2 separate regions of the Mus musculus genome follow, and region 2 is linked to region 1. A link is a loop called in an ENCODE intact Hi-C map of the cell type or tissue named here. Cell type or tissue: left cerebral cortex. All regions are shown on one strand.

The links. Hi-C counts contacts between places; a loop is a spot of excess contacts. Peaks named below come from ENCODE experiments on the same cell type or tissue, not always from the same donor. Only the 100,000 strongest peaks of a DNase experiment are listed, where the experiment ranks them.
Region 2: a loop joins it to region 1, with 2.3 times the contacts of the local background. A loop is called at or near these places in 10 of 42 quality-filtered maps.

Annotation. Positions count from the first base shown.
Region 1 is chr19:41,314,998-41,319,997 of GRCm38, reverse strand. All of the region lies in intron 8 of Pik3ap1 (phosphoinositide-3-kinase adaptor protein 1), which reads left to right. Among named protein-coding and RNA genes, the nearest start is that of Gm52406, 35 kb to the right of the region's middle. In left cerebral cortex, CTCF peaks have their summits at 1,978 and 2,189 (motif pointing left); a DNase peak (open chromatin) is centred at 2,188.
Region 2 is chr19:41,381,728-41,386,727 of GRCm38, reverse strand. Pik3ap1 (phosphoinositide-3-kinase adaptor protein 1) reads left to right here and starts at 1,626. Exons shown (of 17, transcript NM_031376.4): 1 at 1,626-1,771. The coding sequence starts at 1,759. In left cerebral cortex, a CTCF peak has its summit at 2,197 (motif pointing right); DNase peaks (open chromatin) are centred at 1,591, 2,204 and 4,954; H3K4me3 peaks cover 916 bases.

The DNA of each region.
Region 1 (5,000 bases):
GATCTGTGAGGAAGGAGGCATGATCCACACCATCACACTGTTTTACTCACTGAATCCACATGGCAACCCCACGGATGCTGTTGCTACCTGCTGTTAAAGAGAGGTTCACTTCCCCAAATGCCACAGCTAACAACCTATAGAGCACAAATTCCATACCATTTAACTCAGGCCAAATTTGTCTCTAACTTGGGACGTCGTTGTAGTTCCCGTCCCCTCCAGCAAGCCTTTTGGCCTCTAAGGCTGTTTTCTCCCCATGTGCAGATCCAGGAGCTAGCTAACAAAACAGCTCAAGGCTACTCATTCCTGTAATTCCGACACTTGGGCTGAGGCAGGGGGATTAAGCCGGGCAGTGGTGGTGCACAGGACAGCCAGGGCTATACAGAGAAACCCTGTCTCAAAAAAACAAAAAACAAAAACAAAAAAACCAACCAACCAAACAAAAAGACTAGCCTGGATTACCAGCAGACCTTGTCTCAGATCCTAAACAAGAAGATCCCCAAACAAAGAAACCCAGCTGCTGACATGAACACACACACACACACACACACACACACACACACACACACACACACACCCCTGCTCATCTACCTTCATAGCTAGCATGTATTTCCAAGGACATTTCTGTTGCAGCTACTTGATTCTCTCCCTGGGTGTTGGAGTCACAGTGGACAAAGACCTGACTTTTTCCACTTTAGCACAGGGACTCATGCAGAAAACTTCGGGCAGGACCCTTTAGGAATCCAGAAAGCAGACCTGCTTCCTGGCCCATTCCCTAGCCTGGGGGCTGTTGAACAATGAATTCCTTGCTTACTGACAGTGTCTGTTGACAGTCTTCATGCATGCTGTTCCCCCTCCTCCAAAATATGAATTTTCCCCATCGTATTGCAGGCCTCCCAAAGGGCTCCCATGCTCACTAGTGCTTCAGGGGATGCTATGGGACCAGACTCGTTGTGACTGGAAGGCAACCTGTAAAGTCGCTCAGGGTCAGGAGGGTCTGGATGTCACAGACCCACGGAGGTTACCGGGAAAGAGGCAGGCTGTAGGTTGTAGGGCACAGCTACTGTTTGGGTAGAGAATGAAGTGATGACAGTTTTAGTTTGCCAGATCATATAATCTCTGAAGTTTCTGACAGTTGGCGTGCTCTGGGTTGTTTCTGTGTCTGTGGTTACTGGGTCTAACCCAGGAATGATCTCCTCCCTTGATCTCTTCCCTGCTGGTTCAGAAGATGCAGCCACTCGGGCCTGGGAAGATTCACTCATTTCACCCACAGTGACTGCCCGGGTGAGATGACAGTTTCGTTCTAGAAGAAGCAGGACAGAGGGCAAGCAGACCCATCTCAGATGCTGCGCTAACATGGTGATGCCCACACATTTGCCTTCCCCAGAAGTGGGATGGCTGCTCTTATCTGTTCGGTCTTACCTGGCCATCCTTCTGGACCAGCAGAGAAGGGATTATTCCCCAGGTCGAACCCAGCAACCACAGAACCAAACCACACGAGCCTCTGCTTTACAGGGAGTAAACTACATGGTCCAAGAGTTAGTGACATCCCTAAGTCTATCAGGAGAAAACTGGCTCAGGAATCTGAGTCTTCAGGTCCTAGAGGAAAGTCTGTCTGCCACCACAGTAGGGTAAAGGACCCCCTAACCTGTCCTTCTGGGGTTGTGTTTGCTGCCCTTGGGGCGGACATGCCTCGGGAGCTGCTTCTGTATGTCTGAATAGCCAGGTGTGTCAATGCACACCTTTATTGTCATTCCTAATGGTAACTCTTAGAGGCTTAAAATCAGTGTTTTAGGGAAAGTCACTCACCACTTACTCAGACTATTGGTTCACCGGAGGCTTTAGTATGAGCCCGTGACTGTTGTTGGGACAAATATGTCCTTTTATTGATTAGCGTTGGGAAAAATGAGTTCTTCCCCAAAGGGAGCCTCAGACAACCACTGTGTAGGAAGGTCACAGAGGAGCTCTCAGTGTTTAATGAAGGGGAGCTAAGAGGAAAAACTGGAGGTCTGACCTGGGGATTATGGCTCTGTTCCACTCCCTTAGCTCCCTGAGCAACAGCCCCCACCTCCACCAACGTGTTGTCACACACCCTTAGTGCACACCCCCCCCCCCACCACCACCACACACACACCCTTTCACACTCTCAGTCTTTAGCTTAGATATGCTGCCACCAGGCGGTGACTGTGTGTCTCTGCCTCCAGGTCTTCCGTTTTGCTGCTTCTGATCTGGAGTTTCAAACCATCCACTTGCACACCTTCGCTGTGTAAGAACTGTCTTTGTTTAAGATAAAACAGCTCAATCACTGGATAAAAATCGAGGCACCTGCCCCTAACATGCTTGCTTGTTGTGCCTCCATCCTTGCCTTTGAGGATGGGTTATGGTCCTCACGTCCTGTGATGGGAGTCTTTCTTTTCTTTTGTCAGCATCACCCAATCAATGCCTCTGCTCTGGAAACCTGGGGAGCTAGTGCCTGGAGGCCCTTGTCCAGTCTGTTTCCAGGGTAACCCGCTGCTGCGTTATAGCTTTGCTTACTTACACATCTCAGAGTCTCACCTTTGTCTACGTGGCATAAGGTACAGCATCACGCTGCTAGGAACTTCTAACTCACAGGTGTCGCTGCAATCCTAGAGTGGCTTTCTGTTGTCTAGAATAAAACTTTTCTTTTGACCCCTGACCTTTCTGGGATCTGCCCCAGCCGAGGTTTGCAAGTGGCAGTGCGCACTGCCTTGGCCACAACCATCTTACTGGCTTCCCTCAGCAATTCCCTAGTAGTAACCGTGGTCTTGTGGCAGGTCAACTCTACTTTGTGGTTTCTTTTGCACGAGCTCTCTGATTTTACAGTCCCTGCTAAGAGCCAGGTTCCATCTGAGCCGGGGGGCACAGCTGGACGCTGTGAAAGACCTTGCAGCCAACACTGCAGGTCTCACTCTAGGCAAAATTGTCCAGTTATGGGTGGGCTTTGGAGACATGTCCCATACCCCATCGACATTATTTTTGTCCAGAAATCTTCCCTTCCTGCAGCTGCAGAGGCTCAGACATCCCCTTGGTGACCCGTTTGAGAAGATTCTGTTGAGCAGAGCTTGGAACTACAACAGAGGCATTAGTTCTGGGTACCAGGTCAGATCTGTACCATCTAGGGGTCAGGTCAGGACACTGGGTGCTTCCTGACCTCTCCCTGCTTGGTGAAAACACTGGATTAGATGTTGTAGGGTTAGTTAATGAGATAAAATTCTCTACCACCAACAGCCAGCCTCACCCTGCTTTGGACCCACAACAGCCTACCAGCCATGTCCCTCTTTGGGCACTGCGCATAAATAATGACCTTGGGCTGTCATTAATTATATGTCTCTCTGATTCTGAGCCCCTGGCTTCCATAAGAATGACTTACAGCTTCCTGTCATTCCCCAGCACCCAGCCCAGTACTGTGCATAGGCTGTGCTCAGCCAATAGAGGTGCTAGAAAATGAGATGTCATCCCAGACTTTGTGGAAGTCCAAGTGCAGATTAGCTTGTCCACATTCTAATGCAATACTCTTGGTTTTTGGGGGGAGGTGGCAGATGTAGTGAGATATCGATTAGGTACTGCCGAGTGCAGACGCCAGGGTGGGGTCATAGCTCCCTGGCTTCTCCAGGCTGCCATTTATTTCATATCAGTATACATTATGCTAGTTCTTCTGCCTAAATTGCCTTTTTTCTCTGCCTGAGCAATGCCTAGACTCCTTCACAAAGCCCAAACTCTACCATAGCACATGCTTATTCTTTGTAAGTTTTTTTTAACCTATTCATTCATTCATTCATTCATTCATTCATTCAACGAATCTTTATTAAATCCTTATCAGATCTGTCCTGTGTGTAAGGGACATGGTGCCAGGCGATAAACAGCCAGTGAATAAATTGTCATGATCCCTGCTTCCCAGAGTCTATGTCCCATGGACCCCAAATTCTGTAGATCTGCTCCTGCATGACAGGGCTGCTTTGCCCACCATGTGTAAAGTCACAGGCTAGACCTTGCCCCACCTTTTCACCTGGGCATTTCTGCCCCATTTTCCTCGTTGCTAATGCCAGACATCACTCCCCACCCCTCTGATTTCAGATTGTTCTTCTCTCCTGTGTGTCTCTCCTTCCCATTACTTCTCCATCCATATGTGAAAAGTTAGGCTTTTACGTTGATGTCATCAGTCACCCTAACCTATTCGGGTGTAGTTGGGACCAGAAAAGCTCCAGGTTATCTTAGGTCCTACTGTGTGCCTCCTGCACCAAGACTTCTTGTTTGGCCACAAAAGATACTTCCTGGAGGGTAGAAGAGGGCTCTTGTTGGTTTTTAGGGTTGGAGAGCTTTTCTGGAATAGTCCTTTAGTCCCTGGTGTTTTCCTGGCTTTATATGGTACTGGCATGTCATCTGGATGGAGTGAGTGTCCTCTCCAGCTAAGCCATCTACACCAAAGTTCTGTCCTGAGAGGTGAATCTCACAGGTTTCTTTTGGAATTTGTGACACCGTTGATTCGTTCCTTAATTGAGTGCCAGCTGGGATGTTTTGCCACCTTGAATGCGAGCTTCTTGCATCCCAGAAACGGATCCTTCAAGATCAACCCCCCAGCATCTGTTGTGAGCCTGCAGTGGCTCTTCCAGGAGGAGACTGCGACCTGTGTTGCTTTCTTCTTGTTGTTGTTTTTCTTCTGCTGAGATGAAAAGAACTTTGCACTTTTCCGACGCATTTCAGGTTATTTTTAGCTGACAAGTGGTGAAGGTGAAGTGTTCGGAGTCTGAATCACAAAACCTTGAACATCCTGGAATGCAAGGATGTATTCTTCTTCTGCTTTACCCAACCCCCCGTGTCTGCTTCAGCAAATCCCTTTGCCCACAGAACTCCCTGCGGTTTTTGGTCACTCCGGTGCTACTTGTTGTCTACCTGGCTTCTGGATGCAACAGGTTTCAGATTTCTATGTTTCATTAAGTCAAAGGACAACCTCCATGTTTTGAATGGGAAAGGACAGAAAATAT
Region 2 (5,000 bases), 67 kb before region 1:
CCCGTGGTCTTGCGTGGGCGTCTCCATGGCTCTGCCCTTGCTCTGGTTCTGTCTCTTTACCCCCTTGCCCCACCCACTACTGCTGCCTCAACTCCAACGATGGCATCCATGACAAGGTTCTCAACCCCCAACCCTTTGCATCCTTGCCCTTCTGCCATGACAGGGCTCCCCATCACACAGACACTTCAAGCTCAGGATCTCTAAACTTTAAATCCTCCCGTTAGCATTGCTCTCTAATGGCTTTTATAACATCCGGCTTAACTTTGGCATTTTATAGTCCCTCCTTCTTGGCTCAGGATTCTCAAATTTTCAGTGTCTCAAAAGAGGGGTCTGTCCCTGGATCTCAGATCTAAGGATTTACTGGTCATATGCATTTCTGAGCACATTTTCTGGCCAGAGTTAGCACCAGAGGATAGAGACTCCACAGCAAAAAAGATTGAGCTAACTTTGAGGAACTTAGAGCTGAATACAGGAAGCATCAATTAAAGCCATTCTGGAAAAAATAAAGAAATGTTTTTATAAGCTCAATTAAAGAACTCTAATAGTGTGAAATGGCTATCACGGTGTGTCAGAGTAGGGGCAGAGGCCAAGGATATCCTAAACAGGGGGAATGGCAGGCAGCATGTTCATCTCTGCTTTAGGGACCCTTGGCCTGTGTTAGGTGGAGAAACTATGCCCAAAGATACCCAGACTCAAATCTCTAGGATCTGTGAATTTGCTACATTATAGGACAAGGGTCTGAAGTTGTAGATAGATGTATTGAGGCTGCCATCAAGGGGCCCTTAGATGTCTTTTCCTGGACGATCCGGGCAGTTTAATGTATTCCCTCAGAAGTGGGAAAGGGGCTGGTGACATGGCTCAGGGTAAGGGTGCCTGCTGCCTAGTGTCTAGCCACTTTGATCAGTTTGATTTACCAGAACTCCATGGTGGAAGGAGAGAACAGACTCTGTCCACTCTGTGAACCGAACAACATGTGCATGCACATTCCCACACAAGCACACAAAATAAATAAACTAAGATTTTTTTTTTTTTTTTTAAAGTGGAGGAAGATGGAAGAAAGCCAAAGAGCTCTGATAGTGGAAGTGGAACAATCGTGTGTGGAAGGTTCTTGGCAGTGATAACATCTATCTATCAAAGATTATGCTTAACACCCATGTGCCCTTAGAGGGCCAGATCCAAGGAAATGCAGAAGGGTCACAGGAGGGCACCCAAGGGCAACGCCAAGACCCTAGGGCCAGGTGCTTCTCCTTCCCCTTCCTGCAGGCCTTCCCTATTCTTGGGGGCAGTGTCTCAAGGACAAGTCCCAAGGGACAAGGTGGTTGGGACAGCTGTGCTATGCCTCCCCACTTCAAGTCTGAGACTAGCTAGCCCTACAGTCTGTCTTCCCTCCCCCAGTTCCAGCACCTCAGACTGCTCTTGGGGGACATCGAGGTGGCTGCCTGCTTTCGGGACACACGTGGCACGAGCAGGGGTCGGCGCCGGGAGCTGGCGGCTGGTCGTGTGGACTTCTCACTTCCCCTCCCCAACCGCCGCGCGTGCAGGTGCCACGCGGAGCCCCGCAGGCGGGGCAGACCCTCTGGACACGCCCCCGTGCGAGTCCCCGCTGCCCGGCAGGAGGAAGCGCCAGAGTCGCCACTGTCCTGAGCACAGCTGGACTCTGCTTCTAACCCCGCGCCAGCGACGTCGCCTACCGCGGCTGTGGGCACCGGATACCGTGCTCCGGTGCCAGCCGGGGATGCGAGCTGCTCCCGGGACGGCATGGCAGCCTCAGGTGGGTAGCAGGCGCAGCGCTCTCCAGCTCCCGGCTCCTGGCTCGCGCGCCCCTGGTCCTTGAGGCTCTCTGACACCACCCTCCCAGTCTTGAGACCTGTCTCCCTACTTCTTTAGTCTTTAGTGAGGGGATTTTGTATTCTTTCCGGTCTTTTCTCCAGTCTCTGTCGCAAACTTCCCCTCTGAACTTTCTCACGTTTCCCCTAACCGGTCTGTGCACGATTCTGTCTTGCTCCTGCCTGGGGCTCGACCTATCCCAGTTTCTAAGTCTTCTTTTCTCCCTTCTAGCTGTAAGTTGCCAAGGGTCGCTTTCTCAGCTCTAACTCTGAGTACTCTGAGGACAGTTGATAGGAGGTGGAGGGCGGATTCTGTAAGAAGCCAGATGCTTCTCTTAGGGTCTTATCCAACCAATAGGGGGCGCTCAGGCAGTCTTAGGTGGTCCAGGGACAGCTTCAGAAGCCCCCTTTGTCCACCGCGATTGTATATCTTCTCTGGAATTTTGGTAAAAAACCGAGACCACACTCTAATTTTACTCTTACTCTGTTCTCTATGTAACTTATGTGCCCAGGGGTAATTGGAATTTGGTGGGCAAATCATCAAAAGGTGCCAGAAGTTTCTTCTGGTTGGTCTTGGGTTTCTTTCTAGCTCATGAGCATATGTACACTTGGCAAGTCCTTAGCTCGCTGAGGTTCAGGACAAACCATGTAAGGACAACGTTGAGAGACAGTTAGTGAGCAGCACCTATACACCTCAGTGGCTATAGGCGTAGTAGATTCTTGGTGAGAACCTTGTCGGTCTGGTCTCTGTTCACCACAGAGTTTTGGTGGTGTGAAAGAAAACAGTAACTAAATGAGGAATTGCTAGATGAGAAGAGAGAGTTGCCATGTTTTCGGTTTGGCTGACTTGTGTTTACCTAGCTCCAGCGTGATGCTTTGAGAGAGAATGAAAACCAGATGATAGCATCTCTTGAGAGAGATCGTGTAGCGTGGGCTGGGGGAAGTCAATGCTTGGGAGGGAAGGGAGCAGATGCTAAAGCCAACTGTCTCCAGATCTGCTAAGGTCTAGCCTTGGGTCATGGTACTTTGGAACGAAGGTAGAAAAGGCTTTGATAATACATGCTTATTATTATTATTGAAGGGGCTGGGAGGGTGGTTCATCAATGGCCTGCGGTTCCCTAGCCAGGCTCTATGGGATAAAGCAGCACTGTGGCTCAGGGTCCACTCACTGGACAAACTTTATTGAGTGCTTGCCGTTTCCAGGCACTGTCGTAAGAAGATGAAAGCTGTGTAACTGAGAACAGGGGAGGCAACAGCTCATTGAATAACAAAATCAAGGCAGGTGCATCGGGAAAGTGGACAGGGGAAAGTAGGCAAGCCCTGAAGGAGGGAAGGCAGGGGGTCCTGGGGAGGAGTATGTCCCAGGCAAGGGGTCTATTCTATGTGTTTGAGATACACGGAACAGCTATGGTAGCTGGGTGGATGGAGGGTTTGGGGAGAGTTAAAAATAAGGTGGCTAAGCTCCTGTTTGTCTCCTTTCCTGGATGGGATGGGCTCTGGGCTGCTGTGCACTAGAGGACAGCACACTGGGAAGCCTTTGAGCAACCTGCTTTTCCTGTCCAGTGTCTTGATGGCTGGCTCTAAGGGGAATAACTGAAGGGGCTAGGTTTGAAGGGTGGACTCAGGTTCAGATGAAGACTCTAACCCAACAACCAAAGCTGGGGTAGTGGATAAAGCTGTCCAAAACTCTGCTGTCAGTGTCCTCTGTGGTGGAACACTATGCCAGGCGGTGTGAGACTGCGTTCCTTTGGGCTCCCTGGGTACTTGTCTATACTTATGAGTAGCCCTGAGGGCAGGTCATATATAGTTAGGGGAAAGCCAGGTTTCCCACTAACATGCTATAGGCTGGAGAGCCATCCAGGCCAATATCCTGTATGGCGTCCTTATTTTAAAAACAATGTCATAATGCATGCACTCAATATGCTGTGTGCCCAGCTTTTGATACTGTGGCATGATGTCATCTATGAATGAGTGGAGCCACACCCATAGCTATCCTGGGACACATTCAGCTCATGGGCTACTGATTGGCTGTGCCTGAAAGAGTGCTGTAAGTGGCCTTTAGTGTCCTTGCCAGTATGTGAATCTGGGAGAATGTTATTATCAACTCAAAGAGAGGTCTTTTCTCTTCTCACCTCCTCTCCAGTATTTCTTCTAGATTGCCCCACTCTGGGCTTGCCCATGAATGGGATTATGTAGTCTGTGGTTTTAGTGACTGACTTCCTTCACACTGCATGATGTGTTCAAGGTTCACTCAACTGTAGCCTAATCCCCCGGTCTTCTTAAATTTCTTGCCATTAGAGGGTGAGTGTCAGTCTTCCTCTTCCATTCCCTGACTTGTTTGCTTGTTGAATGGCCTTGAGAGCAACCAGCCTGTGCTTGAATAGTTTCTCTTATTTACCAGAGAGAGTGAGGAAAGCGCCTGGGACTTCCCCAAAGGCGCCAGGTCTGCAGCTGGTGAAGACTAGAGCCCCCCTCCCCCCAGGTCTTGGCCCCCAAGAACCTGAGGATAGCTCTCAGACCCCGACCAGCTCCCTGCCAGGATCACCTCTAAGCCCTTCCACTATTCCTGGTCTTCTAGCACCACAGGGCCAGCAACATGGCTTAGTGAGTAAGGGTGCTTGTCACCAAGCTTGAGTTTGGTCCCAGGGGCCCACATGGTAGAGAGGGAGAACCAAATCCTGTTGCTTGCTCCCAGCCCTCCATACATGGGCCGTGGCTTCATGAACACACCCAGCGTGCACACACACATAGAACAGACAAACAAAACGGTGCACAGGTTCAAACGTGGGCTCCACTCCAAGGTCACCTGCGGTCACTTCTCTGTTCTTTTCTCAGATGGTTTCTGAATCATTCAGTGTCATCTCTCTTTTAGCTCCCCCCTCCCCCAACTGGGACTCCCCTTTGTGGTCAGCCAGCCCTGTCCCCAAACCATTCCCCTCTCCTGTAGCCAAACCTGTTCTTTGAGCTTCAGGAGAACAAAGCCCCTTTCTCAGCTTTGCCTGGGTTTATGGGTTCCTTGCTGGCTCACACGTTGTTTCTCTTACTGAATAGGAGAAAGAGAGAAGTAATTTAGAATGGGGAGCAATGACTTCTGGACTCCCCACACAGGGAGAGCTGCTGACCAAGCAGATGGCCCCATGGCGCTCCCTGGCAGGCCAGGGGGGAACTTGAACT